2 separate regions of the Homo sapiens genome follow, and region 2 is linked to region 1. The links are chromatin loops, found by intact Hi-C in ENCODE. Cell type or tissue: endothelial cell of umbilical vein. All regions are shown on one strand. Each heading gives the region's core, and the rest is flanking DNA. Links, peaks and the distances in the headings are about the cores only.

The links. Peaks named below come from ENCODE experiments on the same cell type or tissue, not always from the same donor. Only the 100,000 strongest peaks of a DNase experiment are listed, where the experiment ranks them.
Region 2: a loop joins it to region 1, with 6 times the contacts of the local background. A loop is called at or near these places in 3 of 110 quality-filtered maps.

Annotation. Positions count from the first base shown.
Region 1 is chr3:132,130,919-132,139,258 of GRCh38, reverse strand. No RefSeq gene overlaps it. Among named protein-coding and RNA genes, the nearest start is that of TRC-GCA6-1, 94 kb to the left of the region's middle. In endothelial cell of umbilical vein, for the core only: no CTCF peak of the experiment used is centred there; DNase peaks (open chromatin) are centred at 3,078 and 4,528; H3K27ac peaks cover 2,512 bases.
Region 2 is chr3:132,080,232-132,088,571 of GRCh38, reverse strand. LOC105374111 (a long non-coding RNA gene) reads right to left here. Exons shown (of 3, transcript XR_924489.3): 3 at 5,419-5,529. Among named protein-coding and RNA genes, the nearest start is that of CPNE4, 49 kb to the right of the region's middle. RefSeq lists a silencer at 4,673-4,967. In endothelial cell of umbilical vein, for the core only: no CTCF peak of the experiment used is centred there; a DNase peak (open chromatin) is centred at 4,771.

The DNA of each region.
Region 1 (8,340 bases), core at 173-8,172:
AAGTCTCTTTGTAAGTCACTCAGGACTTGCTTTATGAATCTGGGTGCTCCTGTATTGGGTGCATATATATTTAGGATAGTTAGCTCTTCTTGTTGAATTGATCCCTTTACCATTATGTAATGGCCTTCTTGGTCTCTTTTGATCTTTGTTGGTTTAAAGTCTGTTTTATCAGAGACTAGGATTGCAACCCCTGCCTTTTTTTGTTTTCCATTTGCTTGGTAGATCTTCCTCCATCCTTTTATTTTGAGCCTATGTGTGTCTCTGCACGTGAGATGGATTTCCTGAATACAGCACACTGATGGGTCTTGACTCTTTATCCAATTTGCCAGTCTGTGTCTTTTAATTGGAACATTTAGTCCATTTACATTTAAAGTTAATAGTGTTATGTGTGAATTTGATCCTGTCATTATGATGTTAGCTGGTTATTTTGCTCGTTAGTTGATGTAGTTTCTTCCTAGTCTCGATGGTCTTTACATTTTGGCATGATTTTGCAGCGGCTGGTACCGGTTGTTCCTTTCCATGTTTAGCACTTCCTTCAGGAGCTCTTTTAGGGCAGGCCTGGTGGTGACAAAATCTCTCAGCATTTGCTTGTCTGTAAAGTATTTTATTTCTCCTTCACTTATGAAGCTTAGTTTGGCTGGATATGAGATTCTTGGTTGAAAATTCTTTTCTTTAAGAATGTTGAATATTGGCCCCCACTCTCTTCTGGCTTGTAGGGTTTCTGCCGAGAGATCCGCTGTTAGTCTGATGGGCTTCCTTTTGAGGGTAACCCGACCTTTCTCTCTGGCTGCCCTTAACATTTTTTCCTTCATTTCAACTTTGGTGAATCTGACAATTATGTGTCTTGGAGTTGCTCTTCTCGAGGAGTATCTTTGTGGAGTTCTCTGTATTTCCTGAATCCGAACGTTGGCCTGCCTTGCTAGATTGGGGAAATTCTCCTGGATAATATCCTGCAGAGTGTTTTCCAACTTGGTTCCATTCTCCCCATCACTTTCAGGTACACCAATCAGACGTAGATTTGGTCTTTTCACATAGTCCCATATTTCTTGGAGGCTTTGCTCATTTCTTTTTATTCTTTTTTCTCTAAACTTTCCTTCTCGCTTCATTTCATTCATTTCATCTTCCATCGCTGATACCCTTTCTTCCAGTTGATCGCATCGGCTCCTGAGGCTTCTGCATTCTTCACGTAGTTCTCGAGCCTTGGTTTTCAGCTCCATCAGCTCCTTTAAGCACTTCTATGTATTGGTTATTCTAGTTATACATTCTTCTAATTTTTTTTCAAAGTTTTCAACTTCTTTGCCTTTGGTTTGAATGTCCTCCCGTAGCTCAGAGTAATTTGATCGTCTGAAGCCTTCTTCTCTCAGCTCGTCAAAGTCATTCTCCGTCCAGCTTTGTTCCCTTGCTGGTGAGGAGCTGCGTTCCTTTGGAGGAGGAGAGGCACTCTGATTTTTAGAGTTTCCAGTTTTTCTGTTCTGTTTTTTCCCCATCTTTGTGGTTTTATCTACTTTTGGTCTTTGATGATGGTGATGTACAGATGGGTTTATGGTGTGGATGTCCTTTCTGTTTGTTAGTGTTCCTTCTAACAGACAGGACCCTCAGCTGCAAGTCTGTTGGAGTACCCTGCAGTGTGAGGTGTCAGTGTGCCCCTGCTGGAGGGTGCCTCCCAGTTAGGCTGCTTGGGGGTCAGGGGTCAGGGACCCACTTGAGGAGGCAGTCTGCCCGTTCTCAGATCTCCAGGTGCATACTGGGAGAACCACTGCTCTCTTCAAAGCTGTCAGACATGGACATTTAAGTCTGCAGAGGTTACTGCTGTCTTTTTGTTTGTCTGTACCCTTCCCCCAGAGGTGGAGCCTACAGAGGCAGGCAGGCCTCCTTGAGCTGTGGTGGGCTCCACCCAGTTCGAGCTTCCCTGCTGCTTTGTTTACCTAAACAAGCCTGGGCAATGGTGGGCGCCCCTCCCCCAGCCTCGCTGCCGCCTTGCAGTTTGATCTCAGACTGCTGTGCTAGCAATCAGCGAGACTCGGTGGGCGTAGGACCCTCCGAGCCAGGTGCGGGATATAATCTCGTGGTGCACCTTTAAGCCCATCGGAAAAGCGCAGTATTCGGGTGGGAGTGACCCGATTTTCCAGGTGCCGTCCGTCACCCCTTTCTTTGATTAGGAAAGGGAACTCCCTGACCCCTTGCGCTTCCCGAGGGAGGCAATGTCTCACCCTGCTTTGGCCTGCGCACGGTGCGCGCACCCACTGACCTGCGCCCACTGTCTGGCACTCCCTAGTGAGATGAACCCAGTACCTCAGATGGAAATGCAGAAATCACCCATCTTCTGCGTCGCTCAGGCTGGGAGCTGTACCTGTTCATTGTTTTGATCAGACTCACTATGTAGGTTTTTCCTGCTCTTTTTATTAACTATCAGCATATGATCTGCAAACACGATTTTTAATATTGCTTTATAGTTATACCATAATTTATTTCATATTTTAATTTTGGGGCAGTTATATTGGTTTCATTTTTTGATATTATGAACAATACTGCAATAAGCATCTTTGTACAGAAATCTTTTTGCATGTTTCTGGTTTGTCAGACTAAATTCTTACAGTGGGGGTGATAAATTGAAGGTTTTAAGAATATTAACATATATTATTAAATGAGGACAGTTATGTTTTGAGAGTGGAATCCTTAGGCTAAAGGAATGAAAGTCCTTCAGTGGAATTGCGGGCATTGGACCACTGTCAGTGACGGGGAAGAGGGAGAGAAAACAGTGATGTGAAACATCAGTCTCCCTGGAAAGCACACTGGCTTTCAGAAGGTCTCAGGAGTAGAGTTACCAGACCAGGAGGGCAAGGGGGTTGCAGACCTAGAAGGTTAAAGAGAAGAAACCAAAGATTCATCCTGAAGGGAGAAACTTTGCCTACATTTAATCCACACAGAGAGAGGGTAGCTTTGAGCTGCTTGCATAGCTTGAGGCTGCAGTCATGATCCCAGTCCCTCCTGAGGCTGCTGAGAGGAGGAGAGTGACTAGTCCTTGTTAGCATTTACCCAAAATGAGTCATGGAGAGAGAAATACACATTAGCAGGTTGAGTCTAAGCTACAATTGGCTCCAGGGACAAAGCTTCCCATTCTCAGCTGCTTCTCATTCCAGACATCTTAATTCTCCCTTGTTCCCTGGGTGAGGCATTAACTACACAGTCCGGGGTTGCTGATGAACTCTGTGTGCCACCAGAAAAGAAGCAGGCTAGTTGATTCTATCTTTTCTGGGTGGCAGTTCTCTCTCTCATGACCTATTAAGAATCCTGGAGGTGCTTTTGAAAGCCTGCTGTGGCCTGGGACCAGCTTTTGTCTCTTAAATGAAAGACGCAAACGGAATGGTATCACTTTCAGAAGGCCACTGGCAAGGGGGAAAGCTGGGAGGACTTGGTGCTTCTCAGGAAGCCTGGGGTCACAGGCCAGGCAGGTTATTGACCAGAGAGGTAGAGGGATGTATTCTGCCAAGATTGTGTGGGGTGAGTCGCTGCTGTAGAATACTAATAGCTTCTTAAGCAGGGATACAAATCCCTCAGTGGAAGGGGTGTTATTGTTGCAATGAGAAAATTCATTATCAAATGTTATACTTCAAGTAAGAGAAGGAAAGAAGAAAATGAATATTTATTGAGCTTTTATTAAATACTAGGACCCTGCTTGGCATTGAACTTGCACCTTCTCATGTAGCCTGCAACCTGCTCTATGAGGTAGGTTTGTAAATAATATAAAAGCTCATTTATAAATGTGAGGAAATTGAGTTTCAGAGAGGCTATGCTGCTTGCTGAGGTCACAGAGGTTGGGGTAGGAACCAGGAAACAGAAGTGTGGCTGATGCCTCTATAAATAAATAATGTATATAGAAATGCATAAAAAATGCAGGGCCCTAAGATTTTGAAAAATAAATAATATATAAATTTAAAAGTTCAACATTTAGGTGCACTTTATTGAGGTATAATTTACATAATGTCAAAATTTATTCATTGTAAGAGTACAATAAGTAGTTTTAGTAAATTGATAGAAAATGTACCAATACCACCACAACTCAGTTTTTGAATATTTTTATCAAGTATACTTTCTTTTATGAAATAAGGCTGTGTCTGAAATGGTGGATAGAGAAAATAATATAATTGCTGACATTATCTTTTCTAGATTCTAGAGGAAGGAAGAGGCTGTGGGTGCAGGGAACAGGTACCCACTATAGCTTCTTAGAGCAAAGCAAAGTGAGATTTCCAGAAGGGTGATTCTAAAAATCAGTGATGGCCCATATGGCATCACTTAAGGGGCTATGAAATAAACTGTGTGGAGGTCTCCTGGCATTGGTTAAGTAGATGTGCAGCATTAACACTTTCAAGTTATTGGCCTGCTGTTATAAAATTCCACTTATATTTATGTCAAACTTAGACATTCCAGGATATTGAAACATTTAGATGTAGAAAGTTGAGATCATGACTCAGTGTTTATTGTTCTTTCCTTGCCTACCTCTTGCATGCCTTTCTGGTTTCGGCTGAGACATCATTTCCTCTTGGCAGCTATCTCTGACCTTATTTTCCCCTCTTCCCAAGTATATTCCCAATATAATACTGTAATTATTGCTGTCATATTATTTAAAACTCTGTAGTATATTGCCCTTTTACCTCAATTCTTCCCAATTAGATTCTAAACTAACTGAAGGCACAGGAAATCCTCCCTCCCCCTTCAGTAGTGCAGAATTCACTTTGATTTCATTTCACTTCTAGTTTACCTAGAGAATTGGAAAGGCATAATAATCACATATTATATCACATTGAAATTTTGCTAGAAGGGGGCTAGAGAAGATTGATTGCAAAGTGTTAGAACCCACTGCTGTCTAAAGGCTAAAAATATATCAGAAAAGAGTATAAAATATTTCTGAATATTTGATATAGTTACATGAGACAAGGCTAAGGTGGTGTTGGTGGGGTTTTGGGGATGGGAGTAGTTTAAGAAGGAAGTTTCCAGTTATAAAAATAATACTTCATAAAGTCACATATGTAGTATAGGATCCCCTAAACTTCTGGATTATTTAGAAATTATTTATCTTCCCCACCCTTTGAATCCCAGAAATTTTGAAACTTTCCTAGATATTTAACATTCGACAATAGTTTTAAGCACTGACCCTGAATTTTCATTTGATTTAATTTTGTTTAACTCCAGACCTCATTTTTTTGATATTTAAAAATGTATAATATGTTGCCTGAAAAAATGACTTTCTCATATGACATTTGCAAATGTTCTATCCATAGCAATTAGATTTTCTTTTGGCCGCCATTTAACTGTATGTTTCAACTAAATGAATGTCTGGAGTTTTATTTTAAATATGAAATTTGATGCTAGTAATTATTTAACCTCTGAAGTTCTTGTTGTAATATATTTCTTAATCTTCTTGTACTCTCTATACTCTTTGTGATAGACTCTTCAGCTGATGTGTATTTAAATAACAGTTTGCACACCTCAACAAAATTCCTCTATTGTTGTTTTGTCTCTTGTTCTATAAAATATTTCTTGCGTCTTGAAATTATTATTATTTTTTAGTGCTCTCTGGCAGCAAATGTAACTGCTTCTGATTTCTTTATTTACTTCCTTGTTTGTTTATTAAGACAAAGAGGAGTCTACAGTCTGGATGCTGATCTAGGAAGCGAATTATCTCCAATTATGTTTCTGAGGACCTGTGTCTCTTCCTGACTTGATATTTCCTAGAATTTCTTAATCTATTCTAGGGATAATTTGGAAGCCACAACAGAGACACTGCTAAACAGTTTTCAACTTTGGTGGCAAAGATAGAGCAATGGGTTGGCACTGATGGCCAAGGAGAAATGCTGTGCTTTCCTTCACAGGACAAGCCAGGGTTTCTCTTTCTCCTTTCTGTTTATCGCAAAGCCATACTAAATTTTATACTAAATTGGGTTACAAATTCAGATGTAACCATAACAGTACTTTGTACTGGGTCCCACTGGGCACCTGGTGTGCCTTTGAGCCCTTTAGCAGTGACAGATGAAAAGGGCTAAATGACACACTATCAATGCTTCCTGTAACCCTAAAGATTTCATTCAACCGACAATGACAACATCTTGACTGCAAGAGCTGACCATAATTATTCATCTCAATGGTTTCTCTCTCCTTATTATACTTCTTCCCCCCATCCCATACAATGTACACTTTATTTATTTGGGTCTCATGGGCATAGAGTTGCAATTGACATTCTTCTCAGTTCATGGAACACTATCATTACAGTTCCCTCTTTTGTTTTATTTTTATTTCCTCTTTCATGCCTTATCCTCATTCCCTCCCGGTATCCACAGCCCTCTATCTCCCCATGCACCCTAACTAATATGTCAGATATATATCCTTGAGTATGTATGGATTCTTGGAAAATATAGCATGTGTGTGCATTTTTTAAGTTGGCACATATGGTGTTGCATTACAGCCTTTATTCTGATTTTGATTTTTATTACTCAACACTAACTTTTTGAGACTTAGCCATGTTTTTCTATTCACAACTAGTTCATTGCTTCTAATTCCAGCAGGGTTTTTCACAGTTTGAATCTACATTTTATTTTTCCATTTCCTTAGTGATGGATAAGTCAGGCTGCCTCCACTTCCCTGCTTCCACAAACAGAAATTTGATGAATAGCCTTGAGTCCTTTTGGACCTGGACAAGGATTTCTTTAGGGAATACATACAGGAGTAGGAGTGCTGGGATTTCAAGGACACACACTCTTATCTTCACTATCTACAACCAGATTTATTTTATTTTAGATTGATTTCTAAAATGGCTGCACAGGCTCACAGTTTCAGTAGCGGTGCAGGAAGCTTTCCATTTCTGCACAACCTTACCAATACTTGGTATTATTTGACCTTCTAACTTCTACTAATGTGATGGGTATTAAGTGGCATCTTATCATTTTTACTTGCATTTCTCTGATTATTGGTAATGTTAGCTTTTTAAATTTCTTTTTTGTGAATTATCTTAATTTTTTGTTTAAGTTTTGTTTTTAATAGTTTCCTTTTTCATCAAACCATGTCTTATTGCAAAATATATATTAATAAGTAATAACTAGCTTTCCTATTTTAGTGTGCACCCATGCCTCTATCTTTCTGCATGCTGACCATGGCTTCCTATCAGCACTTATAATCAATGAGTTAGTATAATTCTAGCTAAAATGAGCTTGATATATCTGTTGGTCTATATGGCCATTTTCAAGAAAACATAGCATTTCCATTGGCGTTTTAAAGTGGGGATAGAACATTAATGGCACACCTCTAAGAACTCCTAGGAATGTGCTCTCCTAAAGGAAATTAAAATACAACTCTTCTAAAACCTAGAATATTTTTTCATGGATTTAGGAATCTTTAGGGCTGATTATTTGACTGATATATGAAGTGGTACTGCTTCACAAAGGAAGGGCTTTATAAACCCACACTGAGTGCTGCAAAGTAGGCAATGCTGTTAGAATAAGATATTTTTGTTTCTCTCAAAAATTCATTCATTTAAGAATATTTATTTAGAAGAATTAGATATAGATTATGCCTTTAGATACAGTCTAGTTATCACACAATGTTCCCGCCTTTGGAGGTTGCATCTTTCTTCCAGTGATACTATACTTTTTCAAAACATTGTGGGACTCTGACTACTTTATAGTTATAAAAAAAAATCTAAGTGACTATAACGTAGGTCACCAGTTTGGGACTAAGAACTCTGAACTACTCTTCAAGAGAGCTGAGTTAAAATTCAGCTTGCCACTCTTATCTGTGTGGCACTGTGCAAGATACTTAACATCTCAGACAATAATCATGGCTCTCTTACAGGATTGGTAGAAATGAGACAAGATAGGTGAAAGCTCGAGCCCAGTGATGGGCACACAATACTTGCAAATATTGCTTATATTGAAATCCCAATTCATTTCAAAATCATATTGAGCTTCATAGAGTAGCCCTTGTCTAGGTTGAAATCCAGAGAGACTTGCCTTCTGATCAGCGGTGAATGAAAAAAATAAAATCCAGAGAGACAGAATGCACATGAGTATAAGATTTTGTTGGTGGTGTTTAGTTATGTCTTGGTGAGACTCCACAATTGCCCTCTGTTTTCCCTCACATCATCCTGACAGTGTCATCTGTCTGTGTGGTAACAACAGTGTTAATTTTGGGCGGTTACAGCATGACCTGAGGGATTCCAGAAACCTACAGGGAGAGGACTCTCTGTTTCTGCTGGACATAAGTTCATTCAACATAGCATTCCTAACTATGGCACCTATGACTGACAGAAACTGCAAAGTTGACCTTGGATTGTAGGGACAGATTTGTACC
Region 2 (8,340 bases), core at 254-8,253, 51 kb after region 1:
GGGACAACATTTTTTCTTATTAAAACTCTGTGGGAGAGACATCCTGGTACTAAGTCACCATCATGAATGAATAAGCCAGGCATCAAGCCCATCCACAGTCTCCAAGGCTGTTTCTGGCAGGTGACGAAGGATGGTTCAAAATGGGCAATCATAGTGCCACTGAAAGTTTTCTGCAGGAGGATAGAAATCCAAAATCCAGTAGTGAAACTGAGTTTGCCTTACTCCCACACACAAGTTCTCAAATTTCATCATTCAAGGAGACTGTTCTCATGAGCCTATTGACTACAAATTTGATTTAGGTTATTTCTCAGAACTAGATTTAAAACATTTTTTTTTAATAATATAGTGTTTTCAGGATATGTCCTAGCCTAGGCAGCTCATCATTTGAATAAGCTAAAAGATTATCATTCAATATTTTTTTCAAGGACTCTCAACATCTCATAGATGCTTGGAAAATGTAATATGGATTGGGGATTGTCTTTATTCATGGGACCTAAGACAGAGAAATATATAATATAATTTATAGATTGCTGTAATTACAAGTGGAAAACTGAAAACTTCATAGGAAAGGGAATGGCTAGGTATTCCATTCTAAACAGCTTTATATATTTTCTAAAAATTCTGAGGGTTATTTCCAACAGTTTAAGGTTGGTTGTTTTTAATCTTTCCCAGCACATCACTGTGACCCTTATTTTCATTCTCTTGGCCTCTCCCTTAACTGCTCCCTTAGTGTATTCAAATTGTTTCCTTGATTAAGAGGTCTAAAGTTGCTCACAATATTTCAAGCTGGCTGAAGGTTGATACATAGCTCTAGCTAGAACGAAATGCATTTTAGAGGTTCAAATAGGAATTACTTATATTTCTAAGGGAAATTGTTTTTTAAAGGTTAGCTAAGAACACATTTATAATAGAGATGGTGCCATAACAGCAGCATCCCATTTGCCAGCAACCCACAGAGCTGCTTGTGGTTATGTGCACTGTTGAATGTGCACTGTTTTCAAGTGTGGATTCCACCACATACTCACTGCCCATTCAACACTGCATCATGACAAATTGGTGTGGCTCCTCTCTTGCTTTGCTGTTGGTCACTTGTAGAATTCCATGGCACAGTCTGTTTGATGGGACAAGGCTCCCTCACTATGGGTCCATCAGAAGAGTGGATGTGGAACAAGTAAGAAACCCTTTGATGCCCACCCCAAATGACACTATCCTTAACATACACCATTCATGGTTGTGTGTAGGTGTTACACTTTACTGAAGAGTTGAAGGGAAAATGTTAAGCTGTAGGCTAAACTTGACTTTTTGCAATGACCAAGGAAGAAACAAAAAGAATTAGCCCCTTTGAAGGTCCTCTGGCAGAATATCTTCTAGTTCCCAATATTACCCCTCTGCCTTTCCTCATGTCTCTCCCTGTCACACAGCTGATTGTGTTTTGTTGTTGTTGTTGCTGTTGTTTTTTAATATAAGGATTGTGATTCTCTGCCCAACTTGTAGAAAATCCCACTCCTTACATTTGGGGCTCCAAAATTCTTGGCCTATATATAAAGTCCCTTAATTCTCCCTGAAATCATCTTCTTTCAAGGAGTTTGAGACCAGCCTCAAGCGATCCTCCAGCCTCAGTCTCTCAAAGTGAGAGGGGCAACATAGTGAGACCCCTGCCTCTACCAAAAATAAAAAATAAAAAACTTAGCTGAGGATGGTGGTGTGTGCTCATGTGTCTACTTAGGAGGCTGAGGTGGGAGGATTGCTTTAGCCCAGGCAGTCAAGGCTGCAATGAGTCTTGATTGTGCCACTGCACCCTGGCATGGGTGACAGAGTAAGACCCTGTCTCAAAAAAATCAAAAACCAAAACCAAAAATCAGCCAAGACCCAGTGGCCTCAGCAAGATTGGAATCCATAGAAGCGGAGAAAAATGAAGCAGGAGCTGTTTTATAAAGGCACTGTGCAGTGGGTTGGATGTAATACCATTGGCAACAGCGGTAGTAATAATAATAATTATAATTATAATGATGACAATAATTATAACATTAGCTAAATTTGCTAGAGAACCATCTATGTGCCAAGAACTTTATAAAAACTATCTATTTGATTTTGAGAAACATCGAGCAATGTAGGCATTATTATCCTTGTATTTTTAGATGTCAAAGCTGTGATTAAGAGAGATTAAATAATTTCACCAAGATGAGACACCTATTAAGAATAGAACTGGGATTTGAACCAAAATAGACATGACACACATGTCTGTGCTCACTCCACAGCATCTGTGTCCTCCCTAGGAAACTTTCAGTGGTCACTGAGCACCTCAGATACCTCCTTGGGAAGACAAAGGATTTGGAAGTTTGAGGTGCCAGGTATTCTCCAGGCTGAAATAATTGAAATAGTAGGATATTCTTGATAACTCTTCTTATAATGCGTGATCTAGAAAGCAAGAATTATGTTAAAATATAGAAGGTGAGTGAATACTTATTTCACTGGGAAGAAGAGCTTTCTTCCTGAGCATTTAAATTTCCCTGTAAAGTCATCCCTCGGTATGCATAGGAGATTGGTTCCAGGACCTCCAGGGTACCAAAATCTACAGATGTTCAAGTCCCTTGTATAAAATGATGCTGTATTTGCATATGGCCTATGCACATCCTCCCATATGCTTTCAGTATCTTGATTACTTACAATACCTGATGCAAGGTAAATGCTATGTAAATGATTATCATACTGTATTTTTAAAATTGTGTATTATTTTTATTGTTGTTTTTTTTTATTTATTGAGAATTTCTGATCTGTGGTTGGTTGGCCTTGTGGATACAAAGGGCCAGTTGCACTGTGGTGCCTTGTATCTTACAGACACATCCCTTAACATTTTTGCTTGAATGGGATGAGGTGAGTTTACTGCCATTTCATTTTTATTTCTGGAGAACCCCAAACAACTGCACTACCTATTTGCAAATGATCATTCAGGAAAAGTATGTTAAACCTGGGTTTATGCATACACTATCTATTTTCTATTTATTTTGCTTCAAGCACTACTTATGGATTTACCTGTATCATAATTACCTCTTGTAAAGTGAATTTTAAAGTATTCATTTTCGTTAAAAATTTGCATGCACATGACTTAAGAGTCAAGTAGTGTTACAAAGTTTGATATGAAAAACAGTAGGCTTCATTTTACTCCCATTTCTTCCTCCTAAGAGGCAACCATTTTCATCTTTCTAAGTGAATACTTTAGATATTTACCATCATATCTCTAAAAAACATGCTTCTGTTAGGCATTATCTATTGGCTTCATAACTTGGGAGGATTTAATTCCCTCAATTTTCATATACCTCTCCATCTTATCACCACACTTTCCCTTATCCTGTACATGAATATAGTTATATCAGTTAGAGCAATACTCAGTGTTTACACTATGACAATGTAAATAATTTATGATTGAGTCACATAGTGTACTAGGATAACTTTTTTGCACTGTTTTTTGTTTTTCATAGTGAAATTATCCTTTATTTGTTTAATTTCCTATGCACCTTTCTCTAAGTGAAGCCAAAAAGTTCCACCAGCTGTCCAAATCACCTCTTGGTACATTCAGATGCATCAGGCACTTATACTGATGACATTTCCTTGAAGAAATCTATCCTGAGTCTGTCTTACTTGCTCCATTGTGGGCTGGTGGGTGCCAGGTCCTTTTGTGTTAGGTGCCAGCTGCTATTCTGAAATGATCCTCCTCATCACCTTGAGGATTCTTGTGTTGTCTCCTCTGTTTCCTAAACTGCAAGTCGTTTTCTTTTTGGTTTACTTTTTGTTTTAATGGAACACATCCACCTGTAAATGCCTGAGAATGGTTGCATGACAGGTAAACTATAGCTTTAGAGATACATGTTTAAGTAGTTAAACTATAAAGTAAGACAAGGAAGTTTAGGACAGTGGTTACCTTGTGGGGCAGATAGTTTTTTGAGATTTGGTGGGGGGTACAATGGAAGCTTCTAAAGATGGCATCTTCTAAAGATGGCAATGTCCTTTTATCCCCCTAACCTGGTTGGTGGTTACATAGATGTTCCCTGCTTGATAAATCATTCAGCTATACATTTTGTTTTCTGCACTATTTTTTATGAGTGATAGAGTTGATCATAAAAAAGGTAAACATAAAAGAAAGGGTTTAAATCAACACTTGATATCTAGTAAACCTTTAATAAAGGTTAATGGTTTAATAGTTAATGGTTAATTAGTAATATTAGCTATTACTATTATTGTAAAGTCACAGTTTCAACCAATGGAGATTTTCCTACTCAAGGAACATTTAGCAACGTCTTGAGATATTTTTGGTTGTTTCAATTGGGGAACAGTGCTACTGACAGCTATTGAATTCAGGCCAAGGATCTTGCAATGCATCCTGCAGTGTACAGCACAGCTCCCCACAGCAAAAAATTATCTGGCCTCAAATGTCAATAGTGCTGAGGTTGAAAAACCTTATATTGTAAAGCATTTCATGTGGTATGTAATGCCCAGATCTCAATGAATGTTCATCCCCTACCCAGCCACAAACTTCATTCTTTTCTTATATCTGTTTACAGCTTTCTTGTCATTTACATCACTGCTTCAATGTGATAACAATGCATAGCTTCTTATTCATTCAGTCAAATATTGGATAAACTTTAACTGGTGAAAATAATGGAATGCCTAGGATTTTCTCTTAAATCGCTTGGTGAGGGTAATGTCCTATTTGCTGGCAATGAGCCCTTCTCCAGAGAGTCACTTAGATATGTTAGGCATATGCTACATCCGCCTCCTTTTCTTCTCAATGATGAGTCATTTCTTGTCTTCATGAAGCGTTTGTCTTGTAAATTCAACTATTTCATCACAGTCTGGTCCCTCAGGCAGCAGTGGCAAATGGTCAGTGGATATTATTTGCATCGTCTTTGCTTAAGCTCCAGGAACTTGGACCAATGGGTGCAATTCAAGGGCCACCGGCACATTGAGCATTCTTTTTCTGGACATATCTAAAGATCTGTTGTGCTAGAGTGACTGGCTTTCTCCAGCCACAATGATCAGATTACTAGATTAAGATAATCTCAAATAATAATAATTACAAAAATTAGACTAGATTACAGATAATCCAAAACTAATGTGTCATTGTTCTGCCCAGTTAGGAAACAACCTTGAAAAAGGAAGAAACTAAGTTTATACTTACCTATGGCATATCAATTTAATGGAACAAGTGCGAGTCAATGATTAACTTAGTTGCTCAATCAAGCTTTATTTGCCTTCAAAATATAAGTAGAATAGTACATTTGAACCTTTTAAGTCAAACAATTTTCTTGTAAGTTGTTTCATCCCTTCTCTAAACCACTCTGCCCCCCAAAACACGCTTGTTAAATGTTGGAATTCCAGAAGGTAAACTAGATACGACTTAACAACTCAAACCATCAGTTTGGACCTATTTCTGTTATCACAAGATTTTGTGCTTTTTCTTCATGGGCCTCAGGCAACAACTCTCTCCTGGAGGATTTCCCTTGATCTGCAGCATCCTGTTAGAAGCAATCCCTGGGTACAAATTTTAAACATCTATTAACGAGAGATTTTGATTATTTTAGTTTGTTTCTTTTGTGCCAGGATAAATAAAACTTCTCTTTCTCTGTAATATTATATTTGATCATTGTTCAAGACAGTTATTCATGGTACAATTAAAATAGCAAAGATTTTGGCTTAGTTGGATCTGAACTCTGCCACTTACTGATTGTGTGGGAAAATTCCCTTAACCTCACTGTGCCTAAATTTCCTCATCCGTAAAAGGAACAGGTACTTGTCATGGTCTGAACAGCTATGAAAATGGGGAGGGGGATTTCATGGGATTTTAGATGGGCAATTTCACCTAGAAAGGAATGTGGATGAGATCAGCAATTATAAACATCACTAAATAGCTAGGGACTAGAAATCATTTCCTGAGGAAGATCTGAAGACTTAAAATTTAGTTTGGCCGACTATAAAAAGAGAAAAAAGGAAGAGAAAGCAACTTTTCAAGTATCTATATGCCCAACATATGGTAGGTTACATTTACACATTTTCACCTTGTTTCATCCTTACAATCATCCTACAAGGTAGGTATTAGTTTGCTCCGTTTTCAGTTAATCCATAGACTTGCCAGAGAGTTATGCCATGGCCTAGGCCCCTAGGCCCCAAAGATGAGCTGGACACAACAGATCCTTGCTGTGGATGTCAGAAGAGAGAGGGAGAGAGAGAGAGGAAGGGAGAGGGAGAGAGAGGCAGGGAGAGAAAGAGAGAGAGAAAGAGAGAAAACCAACTTAGCAAAAGGAGCAGAATTGGAGAGTTCCTGAAGAGGACGTGATGGCACTTCAGAGTTACAAGGATGTGGACACTCTTGATGCAGGAAAATTGGTTAGTCAAGCAAGAGGAAGACAGTAAATCCTAGAGAGAAACTTGGGAGGAAGGGAGGGAGAGAGAAGGGAGATATAGAGGTAGTTGGGGGTTGGGAGAGGGGAGAGAAAGAGAGAAAGAGACAGAGAGAGGCTATGTGGCTCATGAGACGCTTGGGGAGAGAGAGTATTGTGTCTCCATGGCTGACTGAGGTCCTATTAATTCTGCATTTCTGAGTTAAGTGTATCCCTACCAGACATGTGCTGATTCAAAGATGAGATATTGGGAGGCTGAGACAGGCTACAGTGAACTATGATGATGCCACTGCATATAGCCTAGGTGACAACGCAAGATCCAGTTTCTAAAAAAAATAAAAATAAAAAGGCCAGGCACGGTGGCTTACATCTGTAATCCCAGCACTTTGGGAGGCTGAGGCAGGCGGATCACTTGAGCTCAGGAGTTGGAGACCAGCCTGGCCAACATGGTGGAACCCCATCTCTACTAAAAATACAAAAATTAACAGGGCATGGTGGCCTATGCCTGTAATCCCAATTACTTGGGAGGCTGAGGCAGGACCATGGTTTGAACCTGGGAGGCAGAGGTTGTAGTGGGCAACTCTTCACCACAAAATTGCACCACTGCACTCCAGCTTAGGCAACAGAGTGAGACTCTGTGTCAAAAAAAAAAAAGAAACATTTAGATTGTTGGGTTGTTGTACTCTGGGGTTGTAGTTAACATTATAATATTACAAACAAACAAATACACAATCCCCAGCAAGCCTCTCCTGATTGTTGACTGACAGCAAGACACTGTGCTTATAGACTACATGGATATAAAGGATAAACTTAAGATTTGTCGGCCGGGCGCGGTGGCTCACGCCTGAAATCCCAGCACTTTGGGAGGCCTAGGCAGGCAGATCACGAGTTCAGGAGATCGAGACCATCCTGGCTAACACGGTGAAACCCCGTCTCTACTAAAAATACAAAAAATTAGCCAGGCATGGTGGCGGGCACCTGTAGTCCCAGCTACTCAGGAGGCTGAGGCAGGAGAATGGCGTGAACTCGGGAGGCGGAGCTTGCAGTGAGCCGAGATTGCGCCACTGCACTCCAGCGTGGAGACAGAGCGAGACTCCATCTCAAAAAAAAAGATTTGTCCTGGGGCTTCTATCTGCATACTTTCCCACAGCTTGCTCCTAAATTCCAGGCTTTGCCAGGCCAGTGAGAATGAGTGATGGTGGGGTTCCTAATTCTGTGAAGCTACACACTGTATTCAGGCCTGTATTAGTCAGGGTTCTCTAGACGGACAGAACTAATAGGATAGATGTATATATGAAAGGGAGTTTATTAAGGAGAATTGACTCACATGGTCACAAGGTAAAGTCCCACAGTAGGCCATCTGCAAGTTAAGGAGGAAGGAAGCCAGTTGTGGGTCAGTCCAAGTCCCAAAATCTCAAAAGTAGGGAAGCTGACACTGCAGCCTTCCGTCTGTGGTCAAAGGCCTGAGGACCCCTGGCAAACCACTGGTGTTTAAGTCCCAGAGTCCAAAAGCTGAAGAACTTGGAGTCTGATGTTGGAGGGCAGAAAGCATCCAGCATGGGAGAAAGATGAAGGCGGGAAGACTTAGCAAGTCTGCTCTTTCCAACTCTTTCTGCCTGCTTTATTCTAGCCATGTTGGCAGCTGATTAGATGGTGCCCACCCAGATTGAGGGTGGGTCTGCCTCTCCCACTCCACTGACTCAAATGTTAATCTCCTTGGGCAAACTCTCACAGACACACCCAGGAACAATACTTGGCATCCTTCAATCCAATTAAGTTGACACTCAATATTAACCATTACAGGGCCCAAAGCAGAGGGTTATTAATACCTGATCAACCCTCTCCAAGCCCCTACATGTTAATTGTCTACTCTGCTCCTTTCCCTTAATGCCAGGCCAGTTCAACAAAATATTTTAACAACAAAACAATTCCCAGTGGTTGTAGC